Linked DNA regions of Mus musculus: region 2 is linked to region 1. A link is a loop called in an ENCODE intact Hi-C map of the cell type or tissue named here. Cell type or tissue: left cerebral cortex. All regions are shown on one strand. Links, peaks and the distances in the headings refer to the core of each region. The heading gives the core; the rest is flanking DNA. Region 1 overlaps Cog3 (component of oligomeric golgi complex 3). Region 2 holds the start of Erich6b (glutamate rich 6B).

What was found. Hi-C counts contacts between places; a loop is a spot of excess contacts. Peaks named below come from ENCODE experiments on the same cell type or tissue, not always from the same donor. Only the 100,000 strongest peaks of a DNase experiment are listed, where the experiment ranks them.
Region 2: a loop joins it to region 1, with 2.1 times the contacts of the local background. A loop is called at or near these places in 4 of 42 quality-filtered maps.

Annotation. Positions count from the first base shown.
Region 1 is chr14:75,702,484-75,711,450 of GRCm38, reverse strand. It overlaps Cog3 (component of oligomeric golgi complex 3), which reads left to right. Exons shown (of 23, transcript NM_177381.3): 21 at 3,402-3,529; 22 at 4,263-4,361; 23 at 7,391-8,967. The coding sequence ends at 7,420. Among named protein-coding and RNA genes, the nearest start is that of Cog3, 48 kb to the left of the region's middle. In left cerebral cortex, for the core only: no CTCF peak of the experiment used is centred there; no DNase peak of the experiment used is centred there.
Region 2 is chr14:75,636,471-75,645,437 of GRCm38, reverse strand. Erich6b (glutamate rich 6B) reads right to left here and starts at 3,216. Exons shown (of 13, transcript NM_001369022.1): 1 at 3,150-3,216. It overlaps Gm36219 (a long non-coding RNA gene), which reads left to right. Exons shown (of 6, transcript XR_383598.2): 2 at 1,952-2,094; 3 at 2,857-2,968; 4 at 3,104-3,594; 5 at 3,819-4,048; 6 at 6,467-6,597. In left cerebral cortex, for the core only: CTCF peaks have their summits at 3,857 (motif pointing left) and 4,449 (motif pointing right); DNase peaks (open chromatin) are centred at 3,906 and 4,373.

The sequences.
Region 1 (8,967 bases), core at 1-8,000:
ACGTTTATCTACGGTTTGGTGAAGAAGTCATAAGGTGGTTAACCATCTTTGAGAGATGGACTAGTTTGTGGGTAGGAAAGTAAGAAGTATGTTTTATTTTACAATTTTCTATAAGTCAGATTTTAATACCATATAAAATTTTTGATTGAAGCTATTCTGTCTCCAAAATTTTCAGCCATAAGTTCCTTAATTTATTAAAGTTGAACTAAGAAGTAGCTGGTGCTATCTCCTGGGGAGATGTACAAATCCACATCAGTTCTTTTTGGAAGGAGATGGTTTATTCAAAGGCCCCTTGAGTATACATTGTGTACAGTATACATTGTGTACAGTATACATTGTGTACAGTATACATCGCATACAGTATACATCGGGTACAGTATACATCGTGTACAGTATACACAGTGTACCGTATACATGGTGTACAGTATACATCGTGTACAGTATACATCGTGTGCCGTATACATGGTGTACAGTATACATTGTGTACAGTATACATCGTGTACAGTTTACATGGTGTACAGTATACATGGTGTACAGTATACATTGTGTACAGTATACACAGTGTACCGTATACATTGTGTACAGTTTACATGGTGTACAGTATACATGCTGTACAGTATACATTGTGTACAGTATACACGGTGTGCCGTATACATGGTGTACAGTATACACTGTGTACAGTATACATCGTGTACAGTATACATTGTGTACAGTATACATGGTGCACAGTATACATGGTGCACAGTATACATGGTGTACAGTATACATGGTGTACAGTATACATGGCGTACAATATACATGGCGTACAGTATACATGGCGTACAGTATACATGGCGTACAGTATACATCGTGTACAGTATACATTGAGGGTGTGCTGCCACCTGTTTAGTGCCTGTGGTGGAGATGAATCTTTTACTCTCTCCTTGATTTCAAACATTTTTCTTGTATTTGAGATTGACATCTGTGGCATCTTTGAAAAACAAAGACCCCTTGATCGAATGACATTGTCCAATGTGTCATTCTAATAACAGGCCGCCATGACTATGGGTCTTCACAGTCAGGACACTGCAGTGCCTAGGCAGCATGGCTCTTGGGGACATTCTCTTGATCTTGAATTAATTTGAGCCCGTGGCTTAAGATTTTAGTCTTCTACAGTGCTTATTTAGAAGCAGGAGCTGGCTTGCATTCTGCATGTTTATGTAAATGGAACTCTGGGGCATGATACATCTTTCTTACAATAGAAACCACTGGCAACAGGCATGGCATGGCAGTACAGCTAAGCTGACCTGATGATTAGCTAACGGTTGTTTTTTCCTTTCTGGAAAGACCCTTTCTCCTGAGGTAGGGTCTGTGGGTTTCTTTTGTTTTTTTGGTTTTTGTTTTTTTTGTTCTTTTTGCAAAATTGTATCCTAACAATTCTGAGTTGGGGTATCCTGGGCTTCATTAGCAACATAGTAAATGACAGAACAGATTGGAGTGGGACACACTGTTTTGTCACTTGACTTTTTTTTCAATCTAAGTGGGGTCCTTCATTATCTTGTAAATCTATCTTCTTCTCCTTTGGCCACCTTGGAAGTATGGAGTTGGCTTTTCATGATCTGTAATGAATAAAGCCCTTACTTGACTGTCAGAGAGATTTATGGGCCTCTTATGGTAGATCAAGGACAGCAGTCTAGAAATTGTTGGGCCCTCTGCCCTCAGCTCAGGTTCTGGGGAGATCATGTCAGGATAACCACACTCCCGCAGAATGAGTTACAAATTAAGATGCTGTTTTTGTTAACTGAAGGTTGGAAATACATCTTTTTTAGAAGTTGATGGGCACTGTTTTCACAAGCCTGAGCACCCACTCCAAGTCCAGTTCAGTGACCTCTAAAGTATTTTAGTGACGATGGAACTAGAATCTAGGGAGGAGGTACCTGGAAGGAGCCTTCATTTATTTAGTGAAGAATAAGCAATTCCTGAGAGCATTGGTACTTTCCTACCATGTTTTTGCCCAGTCTTCTGTCAGCTAAACTTTTTTACACAATGTAGATTGACCTATGGGAAGGTATAAAACAAAAAGTTACTGTTCTGTACCTGCAAACTAGTCTTCTCAAATATAGCCATGATTGTAGCGTCTGTCCCCAGATTGTTTTTCTATGTGCACTGGCACACATGGACTTGGTTAATCAGGTGAGATGTACCATCCCCATGGTCACTTCCTGTGTGGTGTGCAGCCTTTGACACCAGTGTGCTCAGCTGTTCATTCTCTTCACTACACCATGAGTCTCTCACCTAGTTTATTAATGGATATACTTAATGTTTCACTTTGGTTTTCCATAAACTCATTAGTAAATGATTTATATACATGTGTCTTCTTTGTATCTTGTGAATATTTTCAGTAGTTAAGTGAAAGGGTTTATTTTTAACCTTTCAGGATATTGTCTAACAGGCCCTCAAGTTGAAACACTTTATACTCCCATGAACACCTGATGAAGATACACTGTCCCTTAATATCTGTGGATTTCCATTTTACTAGTTTTTGAGACAAACCACCCAGGCTTGTTACAAGTCCAGCCTGTGGATTTCTGGGATTGCAAGTGTCCACCATCGCACCTGGCTTGTTGTCTTTTGTTTTATTTTTTTTTTTTCCTTTGAATATTTTTTATTTGAACCAAAGGAAGTAGAAGGCTGTTTTCCTATTTCTCTACACCTTCTCAAACACGGAGCTCTGAATCCTTTTGCCAGTGTCTCACTGGTTTATTTGTATTGACTTTTGAGTGAGGCTGTACATTGTGGATATTATAAAGCTTTTTCTTTGTGACTAGCTAGGGAATCCCCTCTTGATTCATTTCCTTCCAATGACCGACTACACTCACCTCCATGTTGCCCTGTCAGACGCTGCACTTGGGCTGTGTATGTAGATACTTTACTTGCAGACAACTGGAGCTCAAGGAAGTATAAGAATGTAATAAATGGGTACATAGTTCTGCCTTGACAGGAATAGATAGATAAGACTCTTCTGAGTGACCCAAGCAAACCAGTGAGAGACAGAGGCCTGGGAGTTAGTTTTTGCACATTGAGAGGCTTGGTTCTTATTAATTAACTCCTACTGCTTCTCTAAAAAAACAGGAATTTTTTAAACCTTATTTTTCTACCTCCACATTTCAGAGGCACAAATTCCAGCCTCTATGACCATCCTGAATCATGCTTTTGGCTGCATTAGCCCTTGTGGCTTAGAGTTTGTGTGTAGCATATACTTAATGAATGTTTGAAGGGCTTATGAGCAAACTTTAAAAATAACAAGATGGTGGGAAAAGTTTTTGTTTTCTTTTTTTGCTATTTTTCAGTATTCCCCTCTGAATTAAAATGGTAATTTTCTCCCCTTTTTTGTGACACTAACAAGGGTAATTTCTTTGCAGCAAAGGTCAATGACCTCGTGGCCACTGCCTACAAGACAATAAAGACGAAGCTGCCGCTGACACTGAGAAGCATGGCTTTGTATTTGTCCAATAAGGACACGGAGTTCATCTTGTTTAAGCCTGTCAGGGTGAGTGGGTGGGAGTTCGCTGCCTGGCATCCTAAGTGTGCTTTTCTTACTATCGAGTTCTCTTCCTATAGACACTGCAAAGTGTTAGTGAGGCTGGTATTCGCTGTGATCTCAGAGGCTTAAGAGCCTGATCTATCTGGTTATATCTTATGCCTCACCCACTTTGTCCTAATATTTTTGTTCATTTTAAAGGTAGAAATTAATAAATAAGAAAAAATAGATCTGTACATTGCACTGTGGCCCAACAATGGGAGAGCAGCATTTCAGAATTTATGCCCCGTTTTACTAGTGAGTAGAGGAAATAAATGGTTTGCAACAGCCACCAAGGGATTACGTGTCAGAGCAGATTTAAGACTCATAACTTCCAGTTCGTGTTGAGTTCATGGCTTTACCCAAGGCATGGTTGATTTTTTTTTTAAGTGCATTTTATGTGTCTTGAAGTTTTATTATCTTTTGTGTAAGAAATTGCTGAAGACTTATTATTCTTGGGGGTGGGGGGTAAGATGTATGAGAGTTTAATGTTTCCAGGAATTATCCAATAAGTCTCCATCAGGTTGTGCTAGCATGTAAAATATTAAAGTACAAATTACATGTCTTTGGTAATCTCATAAAAATATATTTCCTCCACTCATTTTGGTAAGAACCATGATGATTTAATACTCTCAGTGTTTCTTGTTTATAGCGTGTGCATACATCCCTGGGTTGTCTGATATGATCTCTCCTCCTTTCTAAGAATAACATTCAGCAAGTCTTCCAGAAGTTCCACGCTCTGCTAAAGGAAGAGTTCAGTTCTGAAGACATCCAAATCATTGCTTGTCCTTCCATGGAACAGGTACCCACAGACCCACAGACAGAAGGCCTGATGGCCTTAGGCCTGTGATTATTTTACTTGAGCAGATAGTATGTTTAAGCAAACATGTTTCTACTTTTAAGTTCACAACTTATACATTGTTTTACTTTAATGAGTAAGAGTTTAAACCTTGAGTTGATGCCTCTAACTGTGTGGGTGGTTAGTTGCTTGTTTAATTCATCCTGGTAATGATCGACCTGTCTGTGAAAGTCGTAGTGCATCAGCGTGCTGAGTCAGCTGTTTAAACCCGGGCCAACACAGTGCCTGAAGTGGGAGTTATTTTAGGAACTAGAATCAATGATGGACCTCTGTGTTTTTCCTTCTTTCTAAATTTAAAAACCTAAATGAGAGAGCCAGTTTGTGTCAGCATTCATTTCATTGTTCAGCTCAGTCAGGAGCTTCATTAGGAATGGCTTGGCAGTTTGGAGAATAACTTACTTTTTGTCTTTAGGCCTAGAGAATCTTGGAGGGGGTCAGGTTGTTGAGCCTTAGTGAAGTGTGAGTGCAGACGGGAGGCGAGGACACGAGACTGCATATGCAGATAGTTTTAGGGATATTACTGTAATGGGGAGCGAGCTGGAGGGAGATTTGTACTCTTCAGTGAGGCGCAGTTCATAGACCACCAAGTTCTGCTACAATGTGGAGCTCAGTGGTTTGTGCTGTATTAACAGGGTGGTGCAGCCATCCCCAGCATCTGAGTCTGGAATATTTTCTTTCCTTTAAAGAACCCTTCACAGTTAACAGAATCTCCAGCCCGCCCTCCTCCCCCCCCCAGTCTCTCCTTAGCCTTTATGGATTTGTGTATTCTGGGCATCTCATTGTGTGGTATCACACGTTGTCTTTCCTAACTGGTGCCTGTCACTCAGGATACCTTCAGGGTTCAGCCATATTGCAGCATATGCTTTTTAACGTTTTTTTCTTAGATTTAATTTTTTAAAAATTTGAATTATTTGTATATGTCTGGGTCTTGTTTCTCTCTCTCTCTCTCTCTCTCTCTCTCTCTCTCTCTCTCTCTCTCTCTGTGTGTGTGTGTGTGTGTGTGTGTGTGTGTGTGTGTAGGTGTGTGTGTGTGTGTGTGTGTGTGTGTGTGTGTGTGTGTGTAGGTGTCTGGAGGCCAAAGCAGGGTATCAGATCTGCTGAGCTGGAGTGGTGGTGTAAGCTGCAGGATGTGGGTGCTGGGAACTGAACTGGGGTTGTCTATAAGAGCGACAAGTGGGGCTGGAGAGATGGCTCAGCAATTAAGAGCACTGACTACTCTTCCAGAGGTCCTGAGTTCAAATCCTAGCAACCACATGGTGGCCCACAACCATCTGTAATGGGATCTGACGCCCTCTTCTGATATATCTGAAGTACAGCTACAGTGTACTCATATACATAAAATAAAATCTTAAAAAAAAAAGAGCGACAAATATGCCACTTGAGCCATCTCTCCAATCTGTCTGTCCGCCCCTCCCTCCATTTCTCCCTCCCTCCTTCCTCTCTTTTCTCCTCCCTCCCTTTCTTTCTTATAGCTGCTATGTGTGGATCGTTGGAGTCACATTGGAAAAAGACTTTAGAATGCTTCTTCTTCTAGTGTTCTACAGTTTTTGAGACAGGGTTTCTCTATGTAGCCCTGGCTGTCCTGGAACTCACTCTGTAGACCAGGCTGGCCTCGAACTCAGAAATCCGCCTGCCTCTGCCTCCCAAATGCTGGGATTAAAGGCGTGTGCTACTGCTGCCAAGCTAAATCTTTTAAACTTTTTAAAAATTGTTTAAAATTGTGTGTGTGTGTGTGTGTGTGTACTCATGTGTACATGAGTGCCTAGAGAGGCCGTGGGTATTAGATCCCTTGAAGCTGGAGTTTCAGTTGTTGTGAACCACCTGATGTGGGTGCTAGGAATAGAACTCAGGTCTTCTAGAAGAGCAATCTGTGTTATTAGCCACTGAGTCTTCCCTCTAGCCTCTAAATGTTTTTTAAAAATAGCTCATTTGAGGTGACCATTTTCTGTGTGAGTATACCACTAAACATAGACTTTAGTAGTTAGAAAGTTTCCCCACTTTAAGTTTGCTTATTTTTTTTAAAAGATTTATTTATTTTATGTATATGAGTACACTGTAGCTGACTTCAGACACACCAGAAGAAGCCATCAGATCCCATTACAGGTGGTTGTGAGCCACCATGTGTTTGCTGGGAATTGAACTCAGGACTTCTGGAAGAGCAGTCAGTGCTCTTAACTGCTGAGCCATCTCTCCAGCCCCAACTTTACTTAATTTTATAATATTTTTAGTACATTTATTTAGTGTGTGTTTTGTGTGTGTCACAGTGTGTATGTTAGAGGACAGAGGACAACCTAGGCAAGTTGATCCTTTTATTGTGTGGTTTCTGGGATCAAACCTGCACCTGTGAGGAGAGTTAGTTCACGGCCAAAGCCCACCGAGCATGCCTGCTCTGGCCATTTACAAATCTGGGAGGGCTGGTGAAGCTCATTGGTAGCGTGCTTCCCTCAAGGGCAGAGGCCGTGGGTTCACCCCGTAAACTGCAACCTGCCTAGAAGATCAGAAAGTAAGGGTCACCTTCAGCTAAACGAGGAGTGTGAGCCTACATGACTCCATCTTAAAAGAAAGACAAAACAAATCAAAATGCCATTCACAGTCCAGCACCAAGGAAGCTGGGATGGGGGATGTTGAGTTTAGGGCTAGCCTGGGCTATACCTTCAATAAACAAACAAAATCCTCATTTAAAGAGTTCAGCTTACAATGGTGCTTTCCAAAACTGGGTAGAGAAGGGTGGCCTGGGTTGTGTGGTGCATTTGCTTATTTATTATTTGATTATTGCTTTGCTGTCACCGTCATTGTACTGGGAGTGACCTGAGGCTTGGACTTGGCAGAGGATGCAGCTCCCTGCAGGACATCCAGTGGCTATAACTTCTCGGGCTTTTCCCCCTCATGTTTCTGAGACTGGAGATTTCTGAGAGCGAAAGTCCACAGTACAGCTAACCCAGGCTAACCCAGGCATCCCTGTTGCTTTTCAGCTGAACCTCCTGCTGTCAGTTTCAAAGTAGTCCCAGTGGACCACGAGTGTCAGCAGTCTGTCCCACAGGAGAGGCCTGAGGAGTCCTGCAGCCTGCAGGATGCCCAAGACCCCCATGTGGGACGGCTCCTGTAGAACATGGATGTGCAGCCTGCAGAAGGAAACCTGGGTGAGCCAGAGAAGATCAAAATGCCAAAGACTGACAGCAGGGATAGCTGCCTCATTGAACTGGTCTCCAGCAGTGGAGAGAAGCGACAGGGGGCCACAATTCACAGTGAAATGTTCCTTCACACAGCTTGTGCAATAAAGTAGGTTACAGTAGTGACTAGTGTGATGCACTCATAGGAACTCAGCTGACTGGAAAGCTGCCGGGTCTCAGCAAGGCATTCACCCCGGCCATTCCTCGGACGCTGTGACTTGAAGAACTCTTCCTTCTGTGTCCCGATGCAGAGCTTCTCATGCTGGGTCGAGCGAGGTTGAGTTGGAATCGGATGGTTGCTGCCAAGAAGGCATCTAGCTTTTCCTGGACTCAGGCTGTCATCTTTCTGTGGGCTGACACAAGGCAGGGGCAGTTGCAAGAAGCCAAGGCCTCCTATAAGGCTCCTTGAACTGCATCCTCCTCACTAGAGAGGTGTATCTTGATGATGGGGATCGCCACAGTGCCGGCACCAGTGTGTGAGTGGGAGTGACCAGTGAAGAGGTTTTAGCGTGGCACAGCCTGGAGAGGAGGCGGCCTGTGGGGAGTGGGCTCATGGATGGAGCTTAGTTGCAGTCATTCTTTATAAAGTGAATACTCTTTGGTTGCCTATGTTGTCCTAGACACTAGCCGTCCGGCATCCCCAGTCCTGCCATAGCTGAACACCTAAGTGTGGCAAACGCTGCCCGTACCTTAAATATGACACCAGTCAAAAGTCAAAGGACTATAAGCATCTGTGAATTTCCCTACAAATTCCTCTTTGAATTTGGGATTGGATTGGCTTTGACCCTGGTGTTACAATAAATGTAGCCAGTTTCTTGGTTCAGTTACTCAGACCGTCGTCTGTAGGGTGGGACAGTGCTGAGGGCTCTGAAATAGGGCAGATGACCTCATGGTGCAGGTGAAGGGACAGGAACAGCCTCTTGCACAGTTGCACGTGGGTGACCCATCCCGATGCAACAGGCCAGTTTCTCAGCCCAGTTTAAATTGGTGGTGGCCGTTGCTTGGTAGAGCATATTACTCTGTATTTTGGGAAACTCAGAGGTAAGAGGGTCCATATTTTTTCTTTGCTATGAAATGAACGAGTTAGGAAGATTGTACTTACTATTTTAAATACATGTCTTATGTGATAAACCATAATCTCCAGTTCTGTGTATTATATGTACATTGGGTGTTCAGATAGCCTTTCCAAAGAAGCGAGGACGTGACCGTTGTACAGTGCTGTGGCTCAGCAGTCTGATGGACAGAGCAGGACTTGTTCGAGGACTCTTGTAGTGCTTTGATTTGTTTGTTTCTGAAAACACTCACATACCTTACCAACTGCTGGGAGGGTGGGACTGATCCAGTTCGTTTGCTGAATGAATATTTGTTTAAATCTGTAC
Region 2 (8,967 bases), core at 435-8,434, 66 kb after region 1:
TTGTGACCAGGATTACGGCCGTAGGCTGCCTTCTCCTGGGGCAATGAGTGTCCAGCCATGGGTGAGTGTAGACCATACACATAGCTGAGGTCTGATTGCATGACAGAAAGTTGTGAACCAGCGTCGAGCTGAAACTGTAGGACGAAAGATCTATGGATTGGGGGTTGAGGATAGGTTCAGGATTTGAGGTGGGCCACCAAGCATCATCTTCTCCTAAAAGGATAAGGCATCAGTAAAGAGGGCCATAGGTTCTGAGTTCCACACTGGAGCTCAGAGTGTCTAAGTCAGGGCTCAGCAGAAACAGTCAGTAGAAGGTAAATGTGTCTCTACATAGAGAGGCGCGCACACACACACACACACACACACACACACACACACATAACACATAACACATAATTGTAAGAAGAGATGAAAAAGCTGTGTACAACCAGAGACCAAATGACTCCAAATGGGCATGGAGAGCCACAGAAACAAATAAGTCCGGAAGCTGAAAGCAGTGGGGGGTGGGGGGTTGGGGGAGAGACAGAGAGACAGGGAGACAGAGACAGAATGATAGAGACAGAAAGATAGAAAGATAGAGACAGGGAGAGAAAGAGAGAGACAGAGAGAGAGACAGAGAGAGAAATCTGACTCCCTGTGCAAGCATCATCATGAGTGTGTATTCAAAGCCTGAAGAACTGGGAGTCTGGTGTCTGCCGGAGACAGCGCAGAGATGTATCTCCTGGGAACGTAGCAAGGGAGCAGAGCTGCCTTTGCTCTCTTCAGCTCCATGTTCTAAGGGCCTACAGCCTACTGGGTGCTGGTGCACACACTCAAAGTAGGGTTTTCTCTATTTACAGTTCCCATGCAATTACTCTGTGGCAACATCCTCATAGAAACAGAAGGGCTCTTTACCATCTCTCGGTGGTTTTTAATCTAGGAAAGTTGACAACTACATTAATCATCACGGAGGGACTGCACTGAAAGACAACAAAATCAGCCTCTTTTTGGTGGGGCAGGAAGAACACAGGTGGGGTTGATCCTGCACTGTCACAGTTGTGCCTCCCAAGATGGACTGGGTCAAATGAAAGAATGAAACCAGGACTAGTTTGATCCACACCATTGGCTGAGATCTCAGAAGGGTGAAGGATTTTCTGCTCAGGGTCCTCTTAGTAGATGTATCAGGAGAGACAGAGGGTAGAGCTCCTCCCTGGCTCAGTGCAAAGGAAGCCTTGAGCTGGGGTAGGTAATTGTGAGATGCCTTCCAACAGACCTGAGGACATCAGACAAGGCAGTTCATTAAAAACTCTGCCTGCGTCTTTCCTGTCAGACTTGATGTGCCCATCAGGGGTGACTCAGCCACTTTTCTCATTGCTGTGACGTAATACTTGACAGGAATAAATTAGGGGAAGATTCATCTTGGCTCACGGTTTCAGAAGGATCAGTCTACCGTGGTAAGGGAGGCATGACAGGGAGTCCCACCGCAGTAGGGGTGCTTGGCGGGTTCTTCACACAAAGCCTGAAGCAGGAAGCAGAGAACACAGACTGGGACCAGAAGCAAGTAAAACCTCCAGTGATCCTAAGTCCCAAAGGCTCCCCAGCTTCCAGAACAGCGCTACCATCTGGGACTCAAGTGTTCAAACACATGAGCTTACAGGGGACATTTAACATTTAAACTACAACACAGTCTCTGCTATTAGTGCTACATCAATCAATACTAAGAGTCAATCTGGCTTGTATTTAGTAGTAAGAGGGCAAGAATTCAGGCAATGGAATCACATGACACTGGCACCTCAGAGCTAGAGCAAGCCTTGGTCACATGATCAGTCCTGAATCTGGGGCCTGCTCCCCCAGGCTGTTCTTGTTTCTAGGTTTGTGTAGAGAAAGTGTGTCTTTACCCCCCCCCCCCCCCAGCTCTCACACTGTACCTCTGCAAGTCTCACATCTGTCGGCACATCTGCCTCACTCACAGGATGCAATTCCACCTCAATGCCTGGCTTACTGTGAGCTCTCAACAGAAGTTTGTACACTGAATTAATGAGCTGCAGAAGAGAGGCATACAGGAGACTGACTGCAAATGGTTTGGATGTTTCATCCACCTAACCTTCCAATGGGGTGAGTGATGGGCTCAGACAGTGAAGCCAGGAGTGGATGAAGACATCGTTGAGTGAACCCTGGGACCCCTGGGCTTCCCTGGGATTCTGGAAGCAGGTGTTTAGAAAACCTGCAGGAAACAAGGGGGCAGATCTCACTTCCGTCATGGGGAGTCCTACAGTGTTCTGCGAATCTGGAACACTGCTGTCTGGAACTGTTTATAAGTCCTGTTATTTAGCTCTCTGGCAGGGCCCTTGCTGGAAGGCAGCTGCTTTTCCTCTTGAGGGGGACTACTGATGGCTGCTTCTGTTTTGCTGGTCTGAATCCACCTTCAAACATGCCAGGGACAAACTCTAGATTCCCAAAGCTTCACTAAACCCTCATGCACCAATTGCTGTAGCCTTTACAAACAGACACCCAGTGCCCTGCTGAGAATATTGTCTAGGGCTTATTTACTTATTTGCTTTCTTTTAACAAATAGGATTTCAAATATATTGGAATTTGGCCGTTGAAAGGGGGTGACTTTGAGCTTGCAGTCATCGGTACAGAACACTTGTGAAAAGCCAACCTTTGGCTTTGGCTCTGCTCCCTCTTGACCCCCCCCCCCCAGGCTAGGTAGGGGGGTGCTGTTTCTCTCAAACCTCCCAAAAGTGAGAGGCAGGGGTGGGTGAGTGGGTGGGTGGGTGGTGGTGGTGGTGGTGGTAGAAAAAACCTGAGTGACCTGCTTTGAGTCCCAGGGGTAGGCCTGGGCAAGACAAGTTTTAATTTGAGGATTCTTTTCAGTGCCTGGATTCTCTGGAGGAGACGAACCCACCCCTTTATTTGTACTGGACCAGTAGAACACCACTCTTCACAGGGGGAGGATGGTGTCAAGGCAGGAAACAGAAAGATCAAGGTAGTGCAGGAGTAGAAAAAACAAAACAGACAAAATAACAAGCAACAAAGGGGTCTGGGTACTTGGCATATCCCGTTGCTATCCTTGGACTCTGCCACCCTGGACTCTCTCTCTCCATTGCTTCTTCCTTTCCAGGGCCCAAAGGCTGGAGGAGCCCAGGCCTGGCCTTCAGAGCTCTTACCCAATCTTGGATCCTGGCCGCGAGTCAACTGCACCCTTCCAATCTCGAGTTTAAGTCGCTCTCTGTTACCATGGGAACGGAACACGCATCTCTACCACTTCTCTGTTGTTTCGGGCATTCTATACCTTGGACCCTTAGCTTCCAGTTCCCAGCCAAAGGAGGAGAGGGGAGAGGGAGAGGGAGGGAAGGGAGTCTGGCTTCTAAGGTGAAAAGATGGTAGGAGTGCCTCCCAGGGCATCCCGTGTGGACTCACCTGCGCTGGAACCCAGGACCAACATCTCTAAGCCCCTGGGTGTCACCATCAGCTCATCGGCTCCGTTGAGTGCTATCCATGAGACAGAGAGTTGCCTTTGGGAACATGCATGGGCCTGATCTGGAGTCAGGGGACAGAACCCCGGTGAAATGTACTGATCGTGACTCTAGATGGACTCGCTGGTGTTGCAGGGTGGGTTGGGATGGACGGAGAGGAGGTCAGACCAGCCGATTTGAATACAGGGGTGGGCATTTCTGGTACTTGTACAGAAGTTTCATCAGAAAGAGAGCTGGGCATTTGAAATGTGATGCTTTGTTGTGATTTCCCATTCTTAATAAGCAATTGTGTTTGCATCTAAGTTTGTAATTCCAATTCTTTCTTTTCTGAGTGAGTCTGACAAGCTGTATAAACTGCAGGTTTCTGTGACGCCTAAGCAGTCACTAGGACTGTGTGTTCCTGGCTAATAGTGCCTCCTGGTGGCCTGGGCTAGACTCCTGGGAAGAGCTGAGAACAACAACAACACAAAAGAAACTGCTGGGAAAGTAAGGGGCACAGACCCACCGGGAAACCAGTAAACAGAGAACAGTCGGTGGCCGTTTCTGCCCCTCTCCGAGGCAATGAGGAGACCCAGGCGAGGCTCATAAAGGTATTGCTGGGCAGGAGAGTGGAGAACTGATCTGGCTGCTTTGGGTATGCTTTGGGTATCAAGCAGACTCAAGGGCAGTGCCAAGGGCTGGCCTGTGAGAATGGGTATAGCTGCCCCTCCCTGCCCGCACCATCATCTCCAATGCCCTTACATGAATCTAAGTAAAAAAGTGTGCTGTATTGTGTACACACAGCTTCAAGGAAAGTTTCCAAGTCTGTCATTTCAAGCAGTGCCCTTAGCTTCAGAGTCCATGTCAGGGTTCCCTTCCTGTCAGCCTGGTGTCTGGAATCTAGGCCATTGTTACTGTACAGTCTTCCACAAGATGGCGCCCACTGGTTTTATGTAGATGGGGTCATTCCTTTGGGGAGATTAAAAAAAAAAGATTTATTTATGTATATGAGTGCTCTATCTGCATGCCAGAAGAGGGCATCAGATCCCAGATTAGATGCTTGTGAGCCACCATGCGGTTGCTAGGAACTGAACTCAGGACCTCTGTGAGAGCATCCAGTGCTTTAATTGCTGAGCCATCATCTCTCCAGCCCCTGTGGGGATTTTCTTAAACACCTACTACATGCCTATATCATATTAGGAGGTGTTGGGAACATAGATGGAGTGAGACAGAAACATTACAGGTTTTAAGTTATTTAGTGACTAGCCTCCAAATACCACTGAATCGGTCATGGATCTGGGTGGGAATTTATCTGTCTCTTTCCTTTGGTAGTAATTATCAGCCCTACCTCTGGACCATCTTGCCCCAGGGAAGAAATGCAACCACAATGCTCACTCTTGGCAAAGGCAAGCCTAGGATCGTAGTGGATGGAGAGAGGCAGAGAGGCAGGCGGAGGTCCTTGTGAGAGTAATTACTGCCTGCCTCTCTGGGTTCAGTAAGGCATACATGCCATTAGGTCCCTGAACAAAGCATCTTTTCAGACATTTCCTACCCCACAAGGCTGCTTCTAGAGATGCCTTGCTCAGCTATCATGGAAGACTATGCTCTCTATTAGAGGCTGATAGGAAAATGGTGATAAGACAAATGTTTTCATAAATCTTGCCATAAGCACCCAATAAAGACATAGTTTACTTTCTTGTGGCCGTCTGCTTGATTTGGCCTTTCTACCTGGGTGCCCAGAAGAAACATCCATCCATGTAGCCTGGACTGTGGGTGGCCCCTCCCCCAAGCTACCCTTCCTCTAGTCTCTGTCATTTGATAAAGAGCTGCGCCATTGCTCCGACCAAGCACCTAGAGATGCTCTCCTGTGTCCCAGGTGAATGCGCTTCTGACTCCTAGGTCCTCTACCCAAACACATATCCAGAGGCTGATCATTCCTTCTGCTTCCTCTTCTCTGGGAGATTTTACAAGGCTCTTAGTTGGTCTTCTAATTCCCTCCCTCCATAGCTCACAAAGAGAGTAATTACTTAAAATATATCAGGTCATGGCTTTCCTCCTCCTTCTTTTTAGAAAGATAAAACTCAAGGCCTCCCTTCCCGTCCTCCCACTACAATCCCACCCGTGTACTATGACTTCCAGAAGGCTTGGCCTCAGTTTCCCAGGCATCTAAGCTGGGACACTGTGTTGACCCCCAAGTGGGGCAGCCTGGGAACTGACCTCACTTCTCTTTCTGTTGTCTGTCCCCTGTCTGCCTCTTTGATTCCCAAAGCAGACTTTCTGTCTTCTCCAGCCGTCAGCTACCAGGTCTCTCATTCGAAGGTTGCTTTTGGCAACAGGAGAACCTACAGCCTAATGGAGGGTCTAGGGACAGCATCTATTGCTTTCCTGTACCTGCCTGACACTTAACACACAGCCAGATGAGCCTAGACTGACAAGACTTTTTCGTAAAGCCTTGCTAGTGACTTCCTTTTACCACTTCTTGCTCCAGGTGACTGCAAATGGACTCAGTGGAATCTGTTTTAACATCTTTCAGAGACAATGGTTTTGAAGGAGCACTTAGCAAATGCTAGGTGTGATTTTTCTTCTTATTCAGAAGGCCCCAGCTTCTTCCTTTAAGGAAGAGGGTACAGGACATGGCTTTAGCCGTTGGTAGTATCCTCATTTCCACCGGCCTTTGTGTCTTGTACTGTGCCTATTTTATTTATTACCTATGTATGTATTTAGCGTGTCATATTCATGTGGAGTCCAGAGGACACCCTTTGGTATTTTTCATATTTTGAGACAAGGACCCTCACTGGCCCTAGACTCGCCAAGACTGGTCGGTCAGCAGGCTTCAGGGATCCATCTCTGCCTCCCAAGCACTAGGATTACCAAGCATGTGCTACCCTGCCTGGCGCCTTTTATGTGGACTCTGGGGATCTTGCTCTAGTCCTCATTCTTGCAAAGCAAGCACTTATTGCCTTAGCTACACTCCAGCCCCCATTACTTCTTGATTCTCATCCTCTGAATTTCTCCATTCTCCTTCCTAGGACAGTTGGCGTTGATGACAGAACCTCAGGACTTCTAAAGGCTGATATGGGTGAAGAGACATCTTGAGCTGCCATCTCTTCCATTATATATTTTGAATGTCTGCTTCTCTTACACTTGGAGATTCTTCAAAAGATTATAAGAACCTCTTTGACCTGGGAAGGCTTCTTTGTATATCTTGGGGGTTCTAGACCCCCACTGGCCATAAGGAATTGTCCTGTAGGGTGGCAGAGGCCAGGGGTGTTTTCCTGACCCAGGACTAGAGGAACAGATGAAGAATCAAGTCAATGTGTTGCTCTCCTGCTTCCACCATGCAGACTACATCTCAACATGTGAAGGAAAAAAAAATTCAGGGAGATATACTGTAGAGCAAAGGGGTGGGCATGGGGGAGGGGAAAGAGGGACCAACAGCTGTAGGTTATATCTGTCTCTTTGGTGGCTGTCTTAGTTAGGGTTTTACTGCTGTGAAGAGACACCATGACCAAGGCAAGTCTTATAAAAAACATTTAATTGGGGCTGGCTTACATTATCTTCAGTCCATTATCATCAAGGTGGGAGCATGGCAGCATCCAGGCTGTCATGGTGCAGGCAGAGCTGAGAGTTCTACGTCTTCATCCAAAGGCTGCTAGTGGAAGACTGACTTCCAGGCAACTGGGGTGAGAGTCTTAAGCCCACACCCACAGTGACACACCTACTCCAACCAGGTCATACCTGTTCCAACAAGGCCACACCTCCAAATGGTGCCACTCCCTGGTCCAAGAATATACAAACCATCACAGTGGCAGAACATATCTAAATTACTGCATCTGGTGGCTGAGATGGATTTTGTTGTTGTTGGATTCTTGTGTTATATTTGGGTTGAAAATTTTTGGCAGGGCAACTGGCTTGTTGTTGTAACACTCATAAGTTATGTCTACGTTTGCAAGGGACCAATCATAATAATGGCCCTTAGGGCCTATGGAGATAGGGCCTAGGCCCAAGCCTCCACCGTGGGGTCATTGATGATATCCCATGAATAGGACAGATTAATGTTAACTTGAGAACATTTTCTCTGGACACTGACTCGTGGGGTGTCCTTGTTCTGTAGCAAGCTTGGCCACTTTCCCAGAGTCTTCTGTTGTCTCCTGGATGGACATCAGATTGGCTGAGGATAATCCTGAAGCACCCCACTGCTGGGTGGCAGTTGATATAAAGTCCTTCTCGTAGCTCCTCTTGGATCCTTTTCAAAGCTCTTCCTGGGAGCCATTGGAAGAAACTCCTTTTCGTGGCACCTGTTTATTACAGGGCTTCTGGCTTTCCACACATGCAGGGATTTGGAGTAGTGAGTTTCATATCTTTGGCCTCAGTAGTACAACCAGTTTGAAAATCATTAAGTTCTTTCCGTGCTGGAGATTGAAGCTAGGACCTTGTCCTTGTTAGGCAAACATTCTGTCACTGAGCTATATCATACGCAACCCTGAGCAATTTTAAAGGACGGTCATCCATGGTTAAACAGAGCAAACATAATGTCTTCCAATGCAAGGCAAAGCTTTGCTCTAATGCAGAGTCAGTGTAAGCTTGCAGTTGTCTCCTGATGCCCCTGGATAGGAGATTTTGAGGGCATGAAAGCTAGCCCTGCAACTATGAGGGCAGGTCTGCTGCAGGGCACTAGCCCTGTCTGAGGGTGGTGCTCTGGAGTACAGATAAATGGAAGGGTCTGTGGAACCTAGACTGGCCATGCTCACCTAGCTCTCCTGTGCAGACAATGAATCTTGGTGTAAGAGCCTCTGGATGTATTATCTCGAGATGCAAGCAGCTTTCATAACCTGTTCAAGGCAATGATGAACTCATCAAAAGGAGAACGTTTCCTGGCTTTGGGAGAGGCGGGCTGTGATTGGGTGCTTGTGCCTCAGTGATTTATAGATCTCTCTCTCTCTCTCTCTCTCTCTCTCTAATGCAGTTGGGATTGGGAGTGAAGGTCAGAGTGGGTATTTTAGTAGATATATTTGAGTGGATTCTAGGTATAAATTATGCAACACTTGAACTTCATCGCAGATACAAATTGAACACCTCCTTGGCGGTGTTGAGGGAGTTGTGACTGATTTGTGGTTGGCTTGTGTATGAGAATTGGTCGCCCTTCCGTTATGAAAGTATTTTTTCACTTTAGGACAACCGTAATTAATTAAGAGTTCATGGTGATGGGGGTCACGAAGGGGAACGCTTGGTGAAATGACCTTTTAAGTGCGTGCCTTCCCACAAGGCCTCCGCGGTAGATTCCTCTCAGAGTTTGAACAGAAATCATCAGAGCCCCTCTGAGTACTTCATGCAACACTTTTACTAGGCCATTAAAGCCATAGCTTGCTTGAGTGGCAGCTGGGATAGTTATCTTTCCGGTGACAAAGAAGAGATGTGTTTCGTTTCAGTTTGAGACTCCTTGTTATCGATTATGGGGGGAGACCTGATTTAACTTCTCTATTTGAAGGTGGTAACACCTCGGCAGCTCAGCTTTTTACCAGCCGTGCTA